Regions from separate parts of the Homo sapiens genome. Here region 1 is linked to region 2. Evidence: read pairs that join two places in POLR2A ChIA-PET (ENCODE). Cell type or tissue: MCF 10A. All regions are shown on one strand. Each heading gives the region's core, and the rest is flanking DNA. Links, peaks and the distances in the headings are about the cores only. Region 1 has its middle 46 kb from the start of LINC01107. Region 2 overlaps LINC01937 (long intergenic non-protein coding RNA 1937).

Evidence for each region. ChIA-PET counts read pairs that join two places held together with the same protein. Peaks named below come from ENCODE experiments on the same cell type or tissue, not always from the same donor. Only the 100,000 strongest peaks of a DNase experiment are listed, where the experiment ranks them.
Region 1: POLR2A ChIA-PET joins it to region 2 with 10 read pairs; 3 of 35 experiments call an interaction of 5 or more read pairs at or near these places.

The regions. Positions count from the first base shown.
Region 1 is chr2:238,596,993-238,606,207 of GRCh38, forward strand. No RefSeq gene overlaps it. Among named protein-coding and RNA genes, the nearest start is that of LINC01107, 46 kb to the left of the region's middle. RefSeq lists an enhancer at 2,844-3,359. In MCF 10A, for the core only: no CTCF peak of the experiment used is centred there; a DNase peak (open chromatin) is centred at 4,719.
Region 2 is chr2:238,723,610-238,732,824 of GRCh38, forward strand. The region is part of intron 1 of LINC01937 (long intergenic non-protein coding RNA 1937); the gene reads left to right. Among named protein-coding and RNA genes, the nearest start is that of LINC01937, 8.2 kb to the left of the region's middle. RefSeq lists an enhancer at 6,855-7,354. In MCF 10A, for the core only: no CTCF peak of the experiment used is centred there; a DNase peak (open chromatin) is centred at 5,322.

The sequences.
Region 1 (9,215 bases), core at 3,375-5,874, 130 kb before region 2:
AAACCACATGTAGAATCCATTCCTTCCTTTTTTCCCTCCAAAATGCAAATGGAAGAGCTGGTCCAGGGGGTCCCCGGTTGCCCAGCCCTGAACAGAGGCTTGGGGAAGCCCCCTACTCCCACGCCAAGACGTGACTTGCGCTTCTCTGGGCACTTTGTGCCAGCCCTACCAGGGAGTGCTGCCCCGCTCCCCAGGTCTCCCTCTGCTTGCTGGCACTGGGCACTCCCAGCAGGCATAACCCGAGCAGAGCTGAGTGGTTATTTATAAACTCTCTTGAATGCCAAAGCGCCAGGAACAATCCATTCCCCCCGTTTGCAGGAACATACTTTCAGCATAACTCATCACTTTGAAGATGGGTCCAAACTTTTGTTCACATTTATTGACAGGAAGTTGTTTTTCAAAGCTCAAGTCAGCAGGCAGGCCCCGGGCCAAGAGGCTCCGCCACCTCAAGCTGGCGCGGCTCTGAGGGCCCATAAATTGTGTTAGCCTCCCACCCACCCCTCTCTCTCCCTTTTTCCGCTAGAATTTGCCCAGAGGTTGAACATTACGTTTTCCCTTTGTAAAGTTTCTTCTTAAACTTTTTCTTTCTTTCTTTTTTTTTTTTTTAAGAGAAAATCACCTATTGGAAGTGTTAAGAGGTTCTTTTCCTCTCTGAAATTCTAACCCTTTATGGTGCTCTTGAACTTCCTCTTTCCCGCATAAGCCACTCTGAGCCCTCCTTACTGCATGAAATTTCTCGGCCAAGGGTCCTCCTTCTCATCCCCCTACTTGAGCCTTGAAGCAAGAATGTCCTCCCGGGCTCTAAGAGCTCTGCCTCTCCCCAGGCCTCTCTCCCCTCAACTGGGAATCAGGAATCCTAGGGCAGGTTGTCCCAAGGCCTGGAGGGGCCATCAGGCAGGAGGACTCAGTGATGTGGGGTCTCCTGTGGCTTCTTAGCTCTCTACTCACCCCACACATTTACCCTTTGGGGCTGACCTGGGTGTCCATGACTTATAGATCTAATCCTCCCCCAACATCCCACTAATGTTCCCAAATTGTCCCGCCCCCAGTGGGACCCCTCCATTCCCCTTTAAATAGACTCTTCTCCCTACAGCCCTGAGCTCTTCCAGTTACCCCAACCAGGGACCTGGGGGTCATCCCAGACCTCTCCCAGATTCCTGCCCCTGGTTGGGCACTGAGTCCTAAGTGTTTCTGTACCAAATTTGTCTTCCTACCCCTTCACCACTGCCTGGTTTCAGGCCCTGCTCCATTTTCGGGGTCACTCCCAGACCTCGGCAGGCCAACTTCTCTGTGTCCCAGATGCCTTTTCTGTAAATCGGGGCAATGTCAGTGCCCACCCCACTGCGTGGTGGCAAGCATTTCATGGGCTCATGTTTGCAAAGCACGCAGGATGGCTCTGGGCATCTTAAGTGCCACAGGTTGTTCTCCTGCTGCCGCTTTTCTTGGGTCTCTGGGTCACCCTGTCACTCTGAGTCAGTCCATTCCTTATGCAGCCACCGAGAGGACCTTGAAACAATGCACAGCACATTCTGCCATGCCTGTGCTTGAACCCTGTGCCCGCTCTCAGTTCCCCGTGGGATCCCCCATCCCTGGCTCTGCCTGTCTGCCTCCTGTGCCCCGCTGTGTCCAGGGGCTCTGGCCTTTGGAGTTGGCCTTGTTCCTTTCTGTTTCTCCCCTGGTCATTCCCTCCCTCTCCTTCCCTGTGAGCCCCTCTGGAAGGTGTTCCTGACCCTCCACTGTCCCTTCTACCCTGTCCTGGCTCAGAGGCCCTTGCCTACCCCCACACAGGCGTGCCGTGTACTCTGCCACGAAAGCTGCAATTCTTTCTCACGATCTCTGTGTTTTCCTGCGTTTGGAGACAGGGTCTGTGCCTCAGGGATCTCTGGGCCCACGGTGCCCAGCACAGATTATGGGCATAGTAAATAAATGCTCATCTAAAACGTGTGAATGACAAAGACCAGGAGACAGACCATGGCGCATGCGTGAGTTAGGAATTTCCCCCATGACGTCACCTCTTTGACTATTCTGATTTTGTCTAGTGATGGGTCAATCCATTTTTTGGTTTTTAACCTTGACAAGAGCCCAAATACCAAAATGAACTGTCTCTGTGTACTGATATCATGTGAAACTTTTCAAACCCAGGAAGCATTGGAAGCTCACACTTTTAGTGGGACCAGGGAGGAGAAGGGAGAGAGGGACATGAGGGAAAAAGGTGAATGGGTCCATTTTGTCTTGGAAGAAATAGGAAACGCAGCAGTCCGTGGAGGAGCCTCAGGGGCCCAGGTGTGGAAGAGAGTGCATGAGGCTTGGATCTGCAGGGGTGCTGCCCCGCGTGGGTCTGCCCGGGAGTCCTGAAGTCCTTGCTGCTGGAGAAGAGGGGTTGTTCTGGAGCTAATGGCATTGGAGCAGTGAGGTCAGATTGCAGGGACTAGGCACAGCCAGTGCTGGGAGGGCTTTGCCCTTCCCGCGGCTTTGTGCATTTGTTTTCAAATACAAGTAATAAGACTCTGGGCTGTTTGGAGCCCTCACTGGAGCCCCTCAGACCAGGAAAGGAAGAGCTGCCGGAGGCAACGGATACTAACCCAAGCTAGTTGATGCCTAACTAAACACCTGCATCTTGGTTTGTTTGTGTGGGAAGTGATGGTTGGACCAGGTGGTCTCTGGCACCTTGTGGGGGTGCCTCACCAGCTGCAGGGCAGGGCTCCAGGCTGGCAGAGCCTGCAGATGTCCCCACCAATGCTGTAGCGATGGGCTGCCACGGATGCTGGGGCAGCAGCCACGATGAGAGCCTGGGGGTTGGCCTCCTTGGGGTAGCCTGGTAGCTGCCAGCCCTGAGTGGCAAGAAGGTGCAGTGGGCTGGCCCTGCACCCCACTGCTCTCCTGTCCCCCACATGCCTCCTGCTGGGGGTCTCGAGGCTCAGCAGCGGCACTGACGGCCTCCGCAGGACCCCCTCCTGCCTTCTCACACTGGGGGCTTCTCCACTCCTCTTTTCCTGGTGCGTAGCGTCCTGCTCTCTGGTCCCTTTCATCGCCTTGGGGGGTGTTCCCTCCACATTCTCAGGTGGAAGTGTTTAAGGCCAGTCCCACAGCCACCCCTCTGGATCTCCTCCACCCCAGCGCGGTGCCCCCTGCAAATGGGGCCCACATGTACAGCAAAGCAGGATGAGGCAGGCCCCGCCTGCCAAGAATGTGGCGCAGCCTCCTGGGCATGGGACATTGAAGGGAGCGATGCATGCAGGACAGCGTCCTCCTCTGCCTGGAGTCCATGGAGGAGACCTCCTCGGAGTGGGAGGCTCCGCAGGCCGCCAGATGCTGGGGAGGGCGCTGGGAAGCTGGGAGGAGGTGGCGGGACGTGGGTGGGGAGGGGCTCCCTGTTGGGGCGTCCCGTCCTGTCCCAGGGGCTGCGGGAGTGGTCCCACCATAGTGGTCTCACCTTGGCCCAAATAGAGGTGGTGTCACCCAGGCCTTGCTGGGGAACATGGAGCTTGGGGTCCCTGGGACACCGCGGAGGGTCCACGTTTCCCCGAGTCCATCGGCAGGTGTGGACACCGCCTTTTCCTTCCTCTCGCCTTCTGCTTGGCTGTCTCTTGAGATGACTTTAGAAATGTAACACCTTGAGAACACTGTATGTTCACTTCCCTTTGAGCCTCATGACGACCTCAGAGAATGAACGCTCCCCCCACGCTGGAGGCTCGGGTGGCTAAAGCCGTCCCCGGGTGGCGATACTGGGTGGGCCTGGCGCCCGCCTGGTCCCCTGTGTGGTTCCTGGCTTACTTCCCCTCCTCAGTGCCACGTCCATCTCACAGACTTTTTTTTTTTTTTTTTTTTTTTAAACTGGTAGTTCCAGATTTGGGGGCAGGAGGCAGTGATTTGGGTGTGAAAATCCGCTGAGCTGGGATTGAACATGATGGGGCTGGAGACTCTCAAATGGGACAGTGGCTCGTCCTAACTCAGAGCCCAGCCCACACCTGTCCCCAGCACCCAGCACCCAGCACCGTGCCCCCAGCGCTTACCCCATGGAGGGTGGGAAGACAGGTGAATTAGTGTAGGAAGGAATAAGGAGGAGTCCCGTTCAGTGGAGAGCAGGCTGTGCGCTACCCCACTGTGGAGAAGGGTTGCACAGGCACCTCCAGGGGTATGTTCTGGCCACTCCGTGCTGCAATCTTGGGGCTGCCTGCCCATCCCTAACATGTTAGACTCAGACTCACTGCTCTTGCATCGTGCCCCAGCCTCCAAGGAAAACCAGCCAGCAACCACAGCGCCGGTTCTAGGGACCCTCCTGGATCAGGCCCACGTGGTTACTGCCCCTCGGGCCTCAGATCAGTGGTTCTATCCCCAGCTCACCTGTCCCTACCCGCCCGTGGTCTGACTTCTGCTTCTGGGTTCTGCTCCTCCTTTGGGCCTCTGATCCTCCTTTGGGCCTTGCCCTGCAAGCTGCTTTGCTCTGGTTGGTCTCTGAGAGGAGCCCCTGCCCCTGGTCCAGTGCGGAAGGAGGAGGCTAGCAGCCAGCGCTTTCCCGCAGCTCACTTGCTGTCTGTGGGCCGACAGGAAGTTCTTCATGGGGAAAGCCAAGAAGCCAAGACTCACATAGCAAAGCCTCCGTTTGGAAGCCGGTGTTAGTCCTTTCTCCTTGAGGAGCAGTTTCAGTCAGTGCATCACTCCAAATGGGTTTGGTAACACTGAGCTTATGGTACAATGAAAATCACTCTTGCCAAGAGAGCAAATGCAGATGAAAGGCAGGGTGAGTCACACGGGCTCTCCATGTCCCTCTTGCTGCACCCCCAGCAGCCTTTGACACAGGAGCCAGCCACAGACAGTGCTGGACCCCAGCACGTTGCCCCAGACTATGCAATGTCCAATTTCTCCAGGCCTCACCTTCTAGGACCCACTTCCCGATGCCTGGACATCTCATTGTTCTTTTCTGGTTTACTTCCAAGCTCTGGGGAATCCACCCTTGGCTAGCATCACTCAGAAATTGCACAACTACCATTTTAAGACAAGATTTTAAGAGCTGTTTAATTTAACTTTTAATGTTGGTTAAGCTCCTATAGGTAGTGTCTGGGACAGTGTAGCAGCAGGAGAGCAAATTCTGGCACCTACCCTTATAAGAATTTATGAACAGTGTTTTCTGCTAAAAATAGTAAAGTTCTAGTTCTGCTGACTACATAACAATGACCAGGGCAAGCAACTTGCTTAATCGCCTCAGTCTCATATATTTTTTTTTCACTCGTCAGAGGTGGACACTCAACTTTCATAAGATAAGTGGCATGAAAATGCTCTTTGAGCTGTAAAAATATTGGCTGATTTACAAATGACTGTTTTGACGAAGGTATTGGAAAGAACTTTTATTAGAAGACAGTGAGTGCTTCCACAGGCACTAACCTCTCTGGTGTTTTGAAAATGCTCCAAAGGGCAAATTCTAGCACTGTGAAAGATTTGAGAGACGGCTACCTCGTTAGCTGTTCTATTTCCTCATTATTATTTTTGGCATCTCAGATGGCCACTGACAGGCATAAAGAGATTATTTCTCCCATATACCCATCTCTTTTTCAGGAATTAAAACTATAGAAAATCTCAGTGGCAAGACTGGGGCACAGGAGCCAGGGAATGGGATGAGAAATGTTCCTTGCAATGCCGGAAGCCCTTTCCCGAAGTCACACATTTTCATGAATAAACTAGGGATGAGTTAAGCTGGATGTTAGAGTTGGATTTATAATGTATGAAATAGTTTATTGTAAATGTTTATTTTAAACCTCAGTTTTCAGCAGTCTGATGAACCAGATAGCCTGAGAAACATCTTGATATAAAATGTCTAGGGATGTTGGCTAAAATACAGCAGTATAATAAACATTGCTCTTGAAAAGATAAGGGAAATCCCTTGTGGAGGCCCAAACCAAAGAGGAAACAGAAACCAGAAATATAAGATAACCGATGCTAGGGCTATGCTGGGGGAAGGCATGGGATGGCAAAGGTGGGAGTTGAGGTTACTTTGTATGTCTTTTTAACTAATGAATTTTTGGATTTTAATGGCCATGCAGAAATAGGAAATGAATCTTTGAGCCCATAAGAGGCTGGAAATTAGAACTGAGTTTCCTATACAAGAGTTGTCTTCTGCCTTTGAAGAATTACACTTCCAATGAAAAGGTGGACCAGAAGAACAATCCAGCCATTGGCACAGGGAAATAACAGAAAGCCTGTCAACCTTGGCCTGATTCTGAGTAGGAGAAAATGGTTGTCCTTGAGAATTTGTATGTAGTGGCTATCCTCAGGTGTATTTGGGGTGTGAATTTATACTATCTGAGTGACATGGAGCCCCCAATCTGAGCAATTTAGATAAAATTAACCCTGGAGCACCTGGCAGGAGAAAACACAAAATCTCTGTGGATGTACACAAAGCATTCCTACAGAAAAACTGCAATGAAGATGAGCTCACAATCCAAAAGTGCCAATCCAAGGGAGAAAAATAAACTCTGAGCAAGTTCAAAGATATAACAAACAGTGGGATTAAATTCCTAAGAGCTTCAGGCAACAATATTATCAAAATAAAGATTATGAGATAGAATTAAAGACACAATGGAAAATTAAAAAAAAAAGAGAAAACAGCAAGCTGCCACCAAGGGAAGACAAAAGACAGGGAAGATTTGAAAAGAACAGAAGGAAATATATAGGAATAAAAATATAGTGATTGAAATTTAACTAAGTCTTTAATGGTTAGGTTAAAAAGCAAATTAGACATAACTAAAAGGAGAATTAGTTAAGTGGAAAATCACTGTGAGCACATGGAAATAAAGAGACAATTTGGAAGCAAGATTAATAGATATGGAGAATAGGACAAGAAGGTCTAATAGAAGCACAATAGGAGTTATAGATGGAGAGAAAGGAGAGAATGAGAGTGAGTCAATATTGAAAGAGATGGTGACTGAGAATTTTCAAAATGGAGAACAGTTCTGAGCTCTCAGATTCAAGGAAAATGTAGTCCTAAATATTAGGGTAGACATAAGGAAATGCATCCCTGGATAGATTAGAGTAAGCTATGTAAGAATGCCAAGTACAAAGATAATACCTTAACAGTAGCCAGAAATGTAAGATGTCCTATGAAGGAATGACAATTAATTTGGCTGCCACTTCTCAATGATGACCAAAGGATAGTGGAATTATATCTTCAAAGTGTTGAGAGAAAATAGAATTTTCTACCTAACTAAACTGTCATACAAGAATTAGGGAGAAAGGATGAAAAACAAAGCATTAGGGAATTTATAACTAACAGAGTCCCAGCTAAAGAACTTCCAGGAATGCACTTTATCTGGAGAAAACTGAATCCAGAATGAAGAAGTGAACCGAAAGCAGAATGGTGAGCAAATAAATTAGTAAACATATGGATAAATTGGAACAGGATTGACAATGGATGACAACAATAATAGCAATGACATTTCACATGTATAAAAACACGTAGGACCTGAAATACTGGATTAAGTATCATGTAAGTTGGGAGGAGAGTGACCCAATCCCCTAGTAATATGTAACGTGGGAGGATAATAATCTAGAATTCCAAAATCATTGAATGATCCCATGAACAATTGAGTTAACTTGAGATCTTGGAATGCTGAGTACACATGTTAAAATTTTAATCATGACTGCTGGGAGTTGGGGAGCGTGATAAAAGTAGAATTTGTAATTTTCAAAACAGTAAAGGAAAAATGAGAAAAGAAACTCTTTAATCCTATTGAACAAGGCGGCAAATGTTTTCTGTAAATGGCCAGATAGTACATACTTTTGGCTTTGTGTGCCATATGGTCTCTATTGTATCTATTCAACTCTGCTATTGTAGTGCAAGAGAAACCATAGAGAAGATTTAAACAAATGAGCATGGTGGTGCACTCCAATTCAACTTAGTTTATAAAAATAGCAAATGAACTGGATTTGGCCTGAAGGGTGTAATTTGCCAATCCCTGCTATAGAAGATAGGAAAAGAAGTAAAAAGCTAGAAAGATAGAAAGCACAAATTAAGATGGCAGAAACAATTCCAAATAGGTTAGTTAACTACAAAAAATGTAAACAAATTGAGTTTTCTGAATAAAACCAGAGACTGATAGATTAAATAAAGAAAAAAATGACTTTATGCTTTTAGCAAGACCAATTCTTAAACAATATGGAAAACAGAAAGGTGTAAAGTAAAAGTGGAGAAATAGATGTGCCAGACAAAGATTGATGAAAAGAAAGGTTATTAACTATATTAAAACACAAAAAAGGCCTTAAAGTAAAAAAAGCATTAGTCAGGTCTAAAAGGATTATTTTAAAATGGTAAAAGAACTAGAATTCACTAGGAAAAATTTATAAACTTAGATACCCCTAAAAATATGGCCTCAAAATACATAAAACAAAATTTGACGGAATTACAAGGAGAGGTTTATAAGTCTACCCTTACAGTGTAACAAAGTAAGTGTATGGATTTTTAAAATACAAATTAAGAATTTATATCTAATGACATATAGAATGTTATACCTAAAAATTAATAATGCATATTCTTTTCAAGTACAAATGCAACAGTTATAATAATCACATATTAGGTCATAAAATACAATTCAACAAATATTAACAAAATGGGATCATGCAGGCCATGTTCTCTCTCCACTATATATTGTTCAAGTAAAAAAATTGAATGAAGTTATACATTTGGATGTTTTAAAGCATATTTGCAAATAAGTCATGATCCAAAGAAGAAATCATAATAAAAAAGACTATATTATAGGCTGAATGATAATAAAAATGCCATACATCCACACTTGTGGAATGCTGTTACAGTAATACGTAGAACAAAATTTATAGCCCTAAATGCATTCATTAGAAAAGAAAAAAGACTGGATACTATTAATCTAATAGAAATTAAAAGAACACAGGATAGGAGGCAGAACTAGCTTGCAGTTCCAGCTCCGATGGACAGAGCAGGGTGTGGAGACTTGGATCATCAACTTTTGCTCCAAAACGACTACTGCAGGAATATACCAGGAAAGCCAAGAGAGCCCACAGACCCTCTGAAGGAATCGGATTGCTCCTGCGGGATCTGGGAGACAGCCCACGTATTGTGAGTGTCTAAGCTGTGACAGTGGAAAAGTGGGATTATCTGTCCCTGAACACACACCCTCACTGGGGAAGCTGAAGGTCTAGATCAGGGGAGAAGGATTTAACCTTACTTGGAGCTGAGTCAACTTAGAGAG
Region 2 (9,215 bases), core at 3,926-6,425:
AAGGGCACGTTTTGGTACTTTGCACGTGATACTGTTGTTGTCTCTGCTTAGACAAGACTCCAGAGTGGTGGTGTTTGTTGCCTCACTTTATCATGGTAATGAAAGGACTCGTCTGATGTATTAGTCCATTTTCACACTGCTGATAAAGACATACCCGAGACTGGGTAATTTATAAAGAGAAAGAGGTTTAATGGACTCACAGTTCCACATGGCTGGGGAGGCCTCACAATCATGGCAGAAGGCGAAAGGCATGTCTTACGTGGCAGCAGGCAAGAGAGAGAATGAGAACCAAGCGAAAGGGATTTCCCCTTATAAAACCATCAGATCTCATGAGACTGATTCACCACCACGAAAACGGTATGGAGGAAACCATCCCCATGATTCAATTATCTCCCACCAGGTCCCTCCCACAACATGTGGGAATTATGGAGCTACAATTAAAGATGAGATTTGGGTGGCAACACAGCCAAACCATATCATTCTGATGTTGTGTTCTTTAAGATTGCTTATGTTCAACAAGGAACACCAGGACTGAGCTGTGAGTGTCCAGCCTGCTGCCAATGTCAGAGGCTTTTTTTTCTCTTTCTTAGACTCCTTCTCAGATTGGTAGCTTGAAACGTGTTTCAAAGATAGAATGCCCCTTACTTAAAGCATCAGTGGACTATCTGCGAAAATGATCTTATATTTGTCATTTTAAAAATCTCATTAATTTTTTCACCCTTATTTTGTTAAGGATCTTTGCATTCATGTTAATGAAGGAAGTTGTTCTGTACTTTTCTTGTCATGTCTGTTTTTTGTTGTTGTTGCAGGATAATATTGACCTCATAAAATGAGTTGGAAAGTGTTCCTGTTTTTCTGTGTTCTGAAATAATTTGTGTAAGGGTGGTGGTATTTGCTCCTTGAATATTTGATATGTTTCTAGTGAAACGATTAAGGCTGCTGTTTTCTTAGAGGGAAAGTCCTTAGTTATGAGTTCAAACCGTTCAAAGAGATATAGGACTATTCAGACATTTTATTTCTAATAATAATTATCTAATAAAATACTTTAGTATATAGTACATATTAGTACTAAAACATATTTAGTACTAAGCTTTCAAAAGAAACCTGTTAATGAGGTTATATATCTTGATGCAAAAACTATGGTGATACTAAAGGGAAGTACAGGGGGAAAAAGAGATATGTTTAAGAATTAACAAAGCGTAGCCCTAAATAAATACTGGATGTCAGGGCTACAAGAGAAGAATGTCTAGGCTGCCTGCCGAATTTCTGGCTTCTGTAAGCGTGCTCTTGGAGGTGTAGGCAGGAAGAGCAGCAGGCTCAAGGGACAGAGACGCGGCTGTTGCACAGACTCATGGGATCTGAGATGCCTTTCTGGCATTCAGGTGGATAAACTCCATCAGCAAGAGTTCCATGGCAGCAGCTTGGAGGAGGACGGGGCGGGAGTCAGGTTAGGCATTTCCAGCAAAAAGAGGGCAGCTGGAGCCTGCGGTGTGAATGGATTCACTCAGGGGATGGTCAGAGAGTTCACTCAGAAAGGACCAGAGAGGATCAGGAGCCAGGGGAGACTTAGAGGTATATGTTTTGGTGGATTATGTGCTTTTTAAGGTAGGTGTGGCTAAGGGGCTGGGTAGGAAGGAGATTCAGAAGAGAGGATGATCATTGATTAAATAGGTTTTCAATGAGAGTTTTAGTAAATCCAAGGTTCTAAGGGTGAGTTTCTCCTTAGACAAGAGGACAGACACCTTGTCCTCAATGAGAAGGAAGGTAGGAGGACAGAGTAGGGAAAGGCTCCCCCATGGAGCTCTTGGGCGTCTCTGCGTAGGTGAGTCTCAGCCTCAGTCGGACCCATGTCTTGGCAGAACACTCTGTGATCCTTCCTGGGATTCAGCAAGCAGGGCAGTCTCGTAAGGGTCATCTGTAGGTCATTTTCCATCCACTTCCCTGTCCTATAGGAGGCTCCCTGTCTTGTGAGGGGCTGCCACAAGACACTGTCTTATCCACTTCCCTGGTTCCAGTGAGAAGTAAAACTTTCCACATGCCCCCCTTAGGGCATAGCTCCAGCTATAAAGGTGCTTGGTTGTATTTTAGAGTGAGATATCCCAATGGAGCAACCCACTCCTCATGTCTGTCATCTGGCTTCTCCAATTTGGTGTCATCCTAGGGATGTGGAAAGCTGACATTATGATGATGTTGCTTATGCCGTTAGTGTAAGTGATAAACAGTCTAAAACCATCTCCATATTGACCAGATCTATGTGGTCTGAATGTAGGTTTCATGTTGCAGCCTAATATCCAATGCGATGGTATTAGAAAGAGCAGCCTTGGGAGGTGATTGCCTCAGGAAGGTAGAACCCTCATGAGTGGCATTAGTGCCCTTATAAAACAGACCCCAGAGAGCTAGCTGGTCCCACCCACCCAGTAAGGACACAGCAAGATGGTGCTATCTGTGAGCCAGAAAGTGGGCCCTCACTAGACACCAAATCCATCTTGACTTTGGACTTCCCAGCCCCCAGAACTGTGAGAAATCAATTTTTGTTGTTTATAAATATTCAGTCTGTGGTATTTTATTATGGTAGCCTGCATGGTCTAAGGCGTGTGGCCACTCAATTTTGTGATGAAGTCAGTGGTGCTGCTGGGGATAGTGTAAGGCTTGACAGGAAGTGTGGGCAAGAGGGTGGGCAAGACGGTGCTCATTCTGTCTGAGAAGTAGGCAAGGTGTTCTAGGGCAGTGGTGAAGACAAAGTTCAGGAGATGGTGAATGTTTTGAAAGGAAAGTTTAATATGTTTTCAAATTATTTATTTGCTTTTTTTGAGAGTGGATCTCACTTTGCAACCCATGCTGGAGAGCAGTGGCACCATCATAGCTCATTGTAACCTGAAACTCCTGGGCTCAAGCCATCCTCCTGCCTCAGCCTTCTGAGTAGCTGGAACTACTGGTGCACACCAGCACTTCTGGCTACTTTTTTCTTTTCTTTTCTTTTTTTGTAGAGATGGGAGTCTCACTACATTGCACAGGCTGGTCTCAAATTCCTGGCCTCAAGTGATCCTCCCGCCTCAGCCTCCCAAAGTGCTAGGATTACAGGCATGAGCCACTATGCCTGGCCTAGAATGGGTAGTTTAGAACAGACCAGCATCTCTGCATGTGCCTGTGTCCTGTAGGAAAGACCCAAACTCTCTGGAGGTCTCGCTACCCAAGGAAACATGAGCCTGGCCGGCTTCTGGATGTGGGGAAGCCTTTCACAGAGAGCAGGGTTCCCCATTGCTGAATTAACCTCTTGTCCTGAAAGAAGTAATGGTCTCGTTCTGGGACATCTCATATCCCTCATGGTCCCAAATTGGGCCCTGTGCAGCACAGATAGAATTGAGGAGGAACCTCTCAGTCCAGAGGGACGAAACTTCACCTAGAAATGAAGCAATATCTTTCTCAGCAGCTGCTCACTGAAAAAGTAGGGTGCCTTGGCTAATGTGAAGGGTGGGGTCCCAGAGATGAGGCCTCCAGAGGTTCTGGCGGGAGAAACACGTGGGATTTTGTGGAGTACAGTTCAAGAGCCATAGGTCTGCTGCAAACCCGCACTATGACTGTCTCATGGAAGAGCAAACGAGGACACTGAGGCTCTGAGCAGTGAAGCAATATGCCCGGAAGCAGGCAGGCAGACAGTGGCAGGACCAATGCCGACAGCCGGTTTCTGAGTCTGGAATACCAAGTTTGTTGGGGAAATGTTCCAAATAGGTGTCAGGAGGGCACAGGGCCAGGGCCAGGTGAGATGTGTGCAGAGCAAGGTGGGAATGAGGGGTCCCTGAGGATAGCACTGGGGTTGAGGTGGAAGAAAAAGGGAACCCGTGCCAAGCTCTTCTTTCCTTAACAAATGTTTACCGAGTATCTCCTCCGTGTCGGTGTGACATTAGGTGCAAAGGACAAGGCAACGGGGACTGTTTCTGTCTGTGTGGCACATCGAGTCCTGTGGAGAGAGACTCCCAGCAAGGAGTAATGCTTTTGCATATAACAAGACTTACACGTGACTATAGATTCCACTTGCACCATGCTTTTCGTGGACTCATTTGTTCAGGGATGTGGATGTAATTGACATTCCATTTTACTAAGCACATCGTGTTATTCCATTCTCATGACAACACCCGGTTTATGGATGAGATATCTGGAGGTTGCATGGTTTTCGTAACTTGCTGAGGGTGTCACAGCTGGGAAAGACAAGAACCAGGGTTCCTACCCAGCTCTGTAGGAGTCAAAAACCCAGGCCCTTGGCACCTGCACAACACCTCTGCCTCATTTCTCAGTGAGCTCTTGTTTTGTCTGCTCTCTACCCTTGTGCCCCCACACGCTGTCATCTCCTGCCCTCCTTTGGAAGCATGAGGCTGGGGGTCACAGAGGGAAGCTGGCCCCTCTGGAATGGTCCAGGTCTGTTCAGTGGATGGGAGGGGCATTGGGCTGCAGAGCTCAGCCCAGGGGTGCACATCTGGGAGCCTGTCAACCACAGGGTCCGCCTGTAGACCCAGCAGAGAGCATCGTCACAGGAGCCAGCCTTGGCCCGGGACATTCAGTTAGAACAGCTCATTTATTTGGCAAATTCCACTCCCAAGTTGGAAGTCATGTTAGGATTTGCTCATGGGTGCAGGGTATTTCTGGAACATTGAGTGCAGATGAACAATGAAATTCCTCCCTGGAGGGCACCTAGGAGAACTTGCGGGCTTATTAAAATCGCAGCAGTGGGGAGATCACTTCACTTCACAAAAGCAAACAGCAAGGTCACTTAAAAATTGTTGCCTCTTTTCTCTCATTAAAAAAAAAAAGGAATGCTTGCTTGGAGCTAGGGCTATCTTGACTTTCAGCCTGCCAGGCAAAGGGATGCTCACGTCATGGACCATTATCTGATTGTAATCTACGAATTCAGAGAAGTTTCTGGGTAAAATCATAGTGGGAAAATCGAGTTTTTGGATCTGTGTCTTCAGAACGATGCAGTTATGTGGAGGAAGGCACTCCCGGGCCTGGGCCTGCCTTGCAGCGGTGAGTTACTAAAGCTGGAGAGTTCAAACTCTCCAGCTCCGTGCAGATGTAAGTTTTCAATTAGGTTGCCTGGGTCCAAGATTAGTCAGAAACACTGCAGTAAAACTTAATCCAATCATTCTGATTCTTCTCCAAACATGATTTATCTTATGATCATCAGTACTTCGATGAAAGGGGAAACGCCAGTTCACTTTTTTTTCCCTTTGCTGTGATTCATGTGTCCATTATCCCAGAATCTGAGTCCTGTTTCAGTTTGGCAATAGCTTCCTTTGGCATTCTATTTTTGTATGATCATTAGCATTCCTTTTTTCCTAAGCTTTCATAACATTCAAGTCAGCCTTTTATATCCTTCCCCAGAAGGGCTGGAGATCTTGTAAGCTCCCGCTGTAAGCAGGGCCTGCCTAACCTTAAATGTGAAACATGTTTTAGTGCTGAAGTCATTCCTCAAAAAGCAACGTGAACTTGGGAGGCTGTGCCTGGCAGAATTCAAAGTGCCCCGTGGAGAGACTGCGGGGAAGGACAAAGAAATTGGGACCTGCCTGAGGCCATGAGTCCAGACACAGGCATGAGCTCCTTTCCTGTGCTGTGGAAGCCAGTGGGACAGAGGGTGTTGTGCTGAGGAAGCAAGCCAGTAGGACAGAGGGTGTCACCCTGGTCTTAGGGCCAATCAGTCAGGCACAGAGCATGGAGTTCAAGTCCTGCCTCCGTTGCTAATTAGCCAGGAAATCTTGAGCAAGTGGTCCCACCTGCAGTGCCTCGGTTTCCTCATCTCTCACATGAGTCTTCCTCACGGGTGGTTTTGAGACTCAAATGTCATAATGAGCATGAAATGCTGAATATCTGACCAGGCAGGTTGGATACATTCGATGTCCCCTTAGTGAGCCCCTACTGTGTGCTAGTCCTGGAGGTGCAGGGATGGAAGGTGTGGTTCCTCCCTCCTGGGAGCTCCCAGTGTAACTCAGCAGTTACCAGTTGGAGCTGTTCTGCCCCTAGGAGACACTGGATATCGTCTAGAGACATTTCTGGCTGTTGTGATTTGATGTCAGGGAGCTGCTGCTGGCATCTAGTAGGTAGAGACCAGGGATACCGCTAAACACGCTATAATGCACAGGACAGCCCTGCCCCCAGAGCAAAGGATTATACAGGCCCAAGTGTCAACAGTGTCGAGATTGAGAAACCCCGGTCCAGCTGAAGAACTTCATGGGTGACCAGGCCGTTGAAATTCAATATGACGAGGGTCTTAGTAACAGGGTGAACTCAGGGGGCAGAGAGACCACCCCTTGTTTACTCTGTCTCAGTCATTGGGTCAGACTTAGTATGACACCCATGAGGCTCCCAGTCCCTGCCCATTTTTCAGGAGAGCTGAGGTGGTCCAAGCCCAGTTTAGCACACAAGAGGGCTCCTTCAACGACCCCCATACCACCATCTAAGAAAAATCTGCCAAAACGTGTGCAAAGTATGACAGCTGCTCTGTGCCAGGCACCATGCTAGCACTGCTCCTGCCCCTGCCCGGTCAATAACTAGTGCATGGCCAGCCTGGAGCTCCTGCCCCTGAAGCCTGAGCCTTGGCCATGATCCCAGGCAATGTCTCCATAAAGACGCCTTAGGACCTCGCGGCCTAGGCACTTTTCTTACCCCAAGTCTTCCAGAACCACGGATCAGGAAGAGGTACCCAGAGCCCTGGAAAGCTCCTGGGTTGCTGAGTTCTGGGAAGAATTCCTTCCCTCCTCAGTAGGGACCTCAGACAGAAGGAGCCGTGGACGGCCGCTCTGTTAGCTGAGGCTTAGCACAGCCTGCCCCTCCCTACATCGCTGCTGGGACCCAGCTTGCTGCAACACAGCGGTTCTCAGAGTGGGGTCCCCCAAAGGCAGTACCAGCGTCACCCGGGGACCTGTTAACTATGCAAAATCTGAGACCCTACGACCTACTGCATCAGAAACCCTGGGGATAGGGCCCAGAAGCCTGTGCTATGAAGAGCCTTGTAGGTGAGTCTGACGCGGGCTGGAGTGTGAGAACATGCCTGTGGAAGGCAAGCCCCTGTGGGTGGTCAGGTAAGTCCTTCCACTGCTGACAGTGCTGGGCTGAATGCAGCTGGGTTCCCTGGGAGCCCTCTCAGTACAGTCTCTCCCGCCTGCCTGGGAAATTCACCTTCAACTCCACGAAGCCTCAGCTCCCCTCTGCAAAAAGCACAGAATTGCTTTGAAGTTAAACCATGTGGCAATCATGATCATAAAATTCTTAGGTTGGTGCAAAAACTGCGATTACTTTTGCACCAATCTAATAAATTCAGCCCCCTTAGTAGAAGGCTCTAAGTTGAAGAAGTTTACTATAGTTCCTCTGTTTTGGTAAAAAGCAACATTGAATCAATGCAGGCAGCAAGCAGGAAACATTTAAAATGGACGCCAGTGAGTCAAGACATGGAGCGCTGAAAATGCTGGGACTGCATTGGAAATGTGCATAAAACTTAAAACAACAGAGATGAGAAAGATACATTCTATCTCCATCTGGCAAGTTAAAAAAAAAAAAAAAACCAGAATGCTGGTCGTGCTGTATCTTGAGTTTGGTGATAGTTACAGGAGTTTATTCATTTGTAAAAATTCATTGAGATGAATGAATGCATTTAAGATTACATATAAAGAATATAAATTGTCCAGGCACTGTGGCTCGTGCCTGTAATCCCAGCACTTTGAGAGGTTGAGGCTTGAGGATGACTTGAGCTCAGGAGTTCAAGAATAGCCTGGGCAACATAGCAAAGCCCTGTCTCTGCAAAAAATAAAAAATAAAAAAAAATTTACTGGGCATGGTGGTGCATGCCTGTAATCCCAGCTACTCAAGAGGCTGAGATGGGAGAATCCCTTGAGCACAGGAGGTTGAGGCTGCAGTGAGCCTTGATTGCACCACTGTGCTCCACCCTGGGCAACAGAGCAAGACTCTTTCTCACAAAGAATAATATAAATTATGCCTATATGTCTATAAACATTGAAAAAAATTCTGTATTTTACAGTTTGTATGTTACACTTTAAAGTATTTCAGGTTGACAAAAAAAAAACAGATAAATGAACTTTTGGTGAAAGAGCAAGGAGACTGAGACTTTCAGGAAGTGGTACAGGCACAATGCATGCTGGGAACGGAATGGGCAGGTGGAGAATGGCCTTAGGAAGCACTGTGCAGTCTGCACCACTAGTGATGAGCTTGTGAGTGTATGGTCAAGGCAGAACTAGGTATGGACTTGTAAAATCTATTGACAATTACAACTTAGCCCTGAATTTGAGAAAGCTGGAAGGAAGTCGTCTGGAGGACTTCTTGGGTGAAAAGGCGTGCAGTAACCAGACTTCCAGACTTTTATTTACAACTGGGCATTAAAGCCAACGCTTAGTCTCAGAAGGTTGTGGTGTGAATTAGAAGCCACCTGGGAGTTGAGCAAGACTGACTCAAACTCCAGTTCCAAGCCCTGGGACAATCTAATGCTGTTTCGGAAAGTCTATAACTTCCTCATAAAGTTTCTGGGTTTTTTCCCCTTTTTTTAAAACTTCTTACAAAATGAATACACATTTTTTTTAGAACAGTTTTAGATTTACAGAAATACTGACCACAGCCTTTTCAGACTGGCTTCTTTCACTTTGCAATATGCAATTAAGGTCCCTCCCTGTCTTCACAGTTCTGTGGTTTTCTTCTTGTTGCTCAATAATATTCCATTGTATTGATGTACCCGTTTGCTTGTACAACCACCCATTAAAGAACATCTTGGTTTCTTCCAGTTTTTGGCAATTATGAATAAGATAGCTATAAACATTTTTGTGCAGGTCTTTGTATGGATATACTTTTTCAATTCAATTGAGTGAGTACTTAGGAGCACAATTGCTGGATTTTAGGGTAAGACTGTATTTAGCTTTGTAAGAAATGGCCAACTGCCTTCCAAAGTGGCTGTACCATTCTGCATTCTTACCAATAATGTATGTGAATTCTTGTTGCCCTGAACCCTCATCAGCACTTGAAATTGTCAGATTTTTGGATTTTAGCTATTGTAACAGGTGAATAGTGGTGTCTCGTTGTTTTAATTACAATTCCATAGTGACAAATGGATATGAACATCTTTTTATATACTAATTCACCATCTGTACATCTTTTTTCATGAGATATCTGTTCAAGTCTTTTGTCCATTTCTAAATGAGTTGTTTCTTTTCTTAGATTTGAAT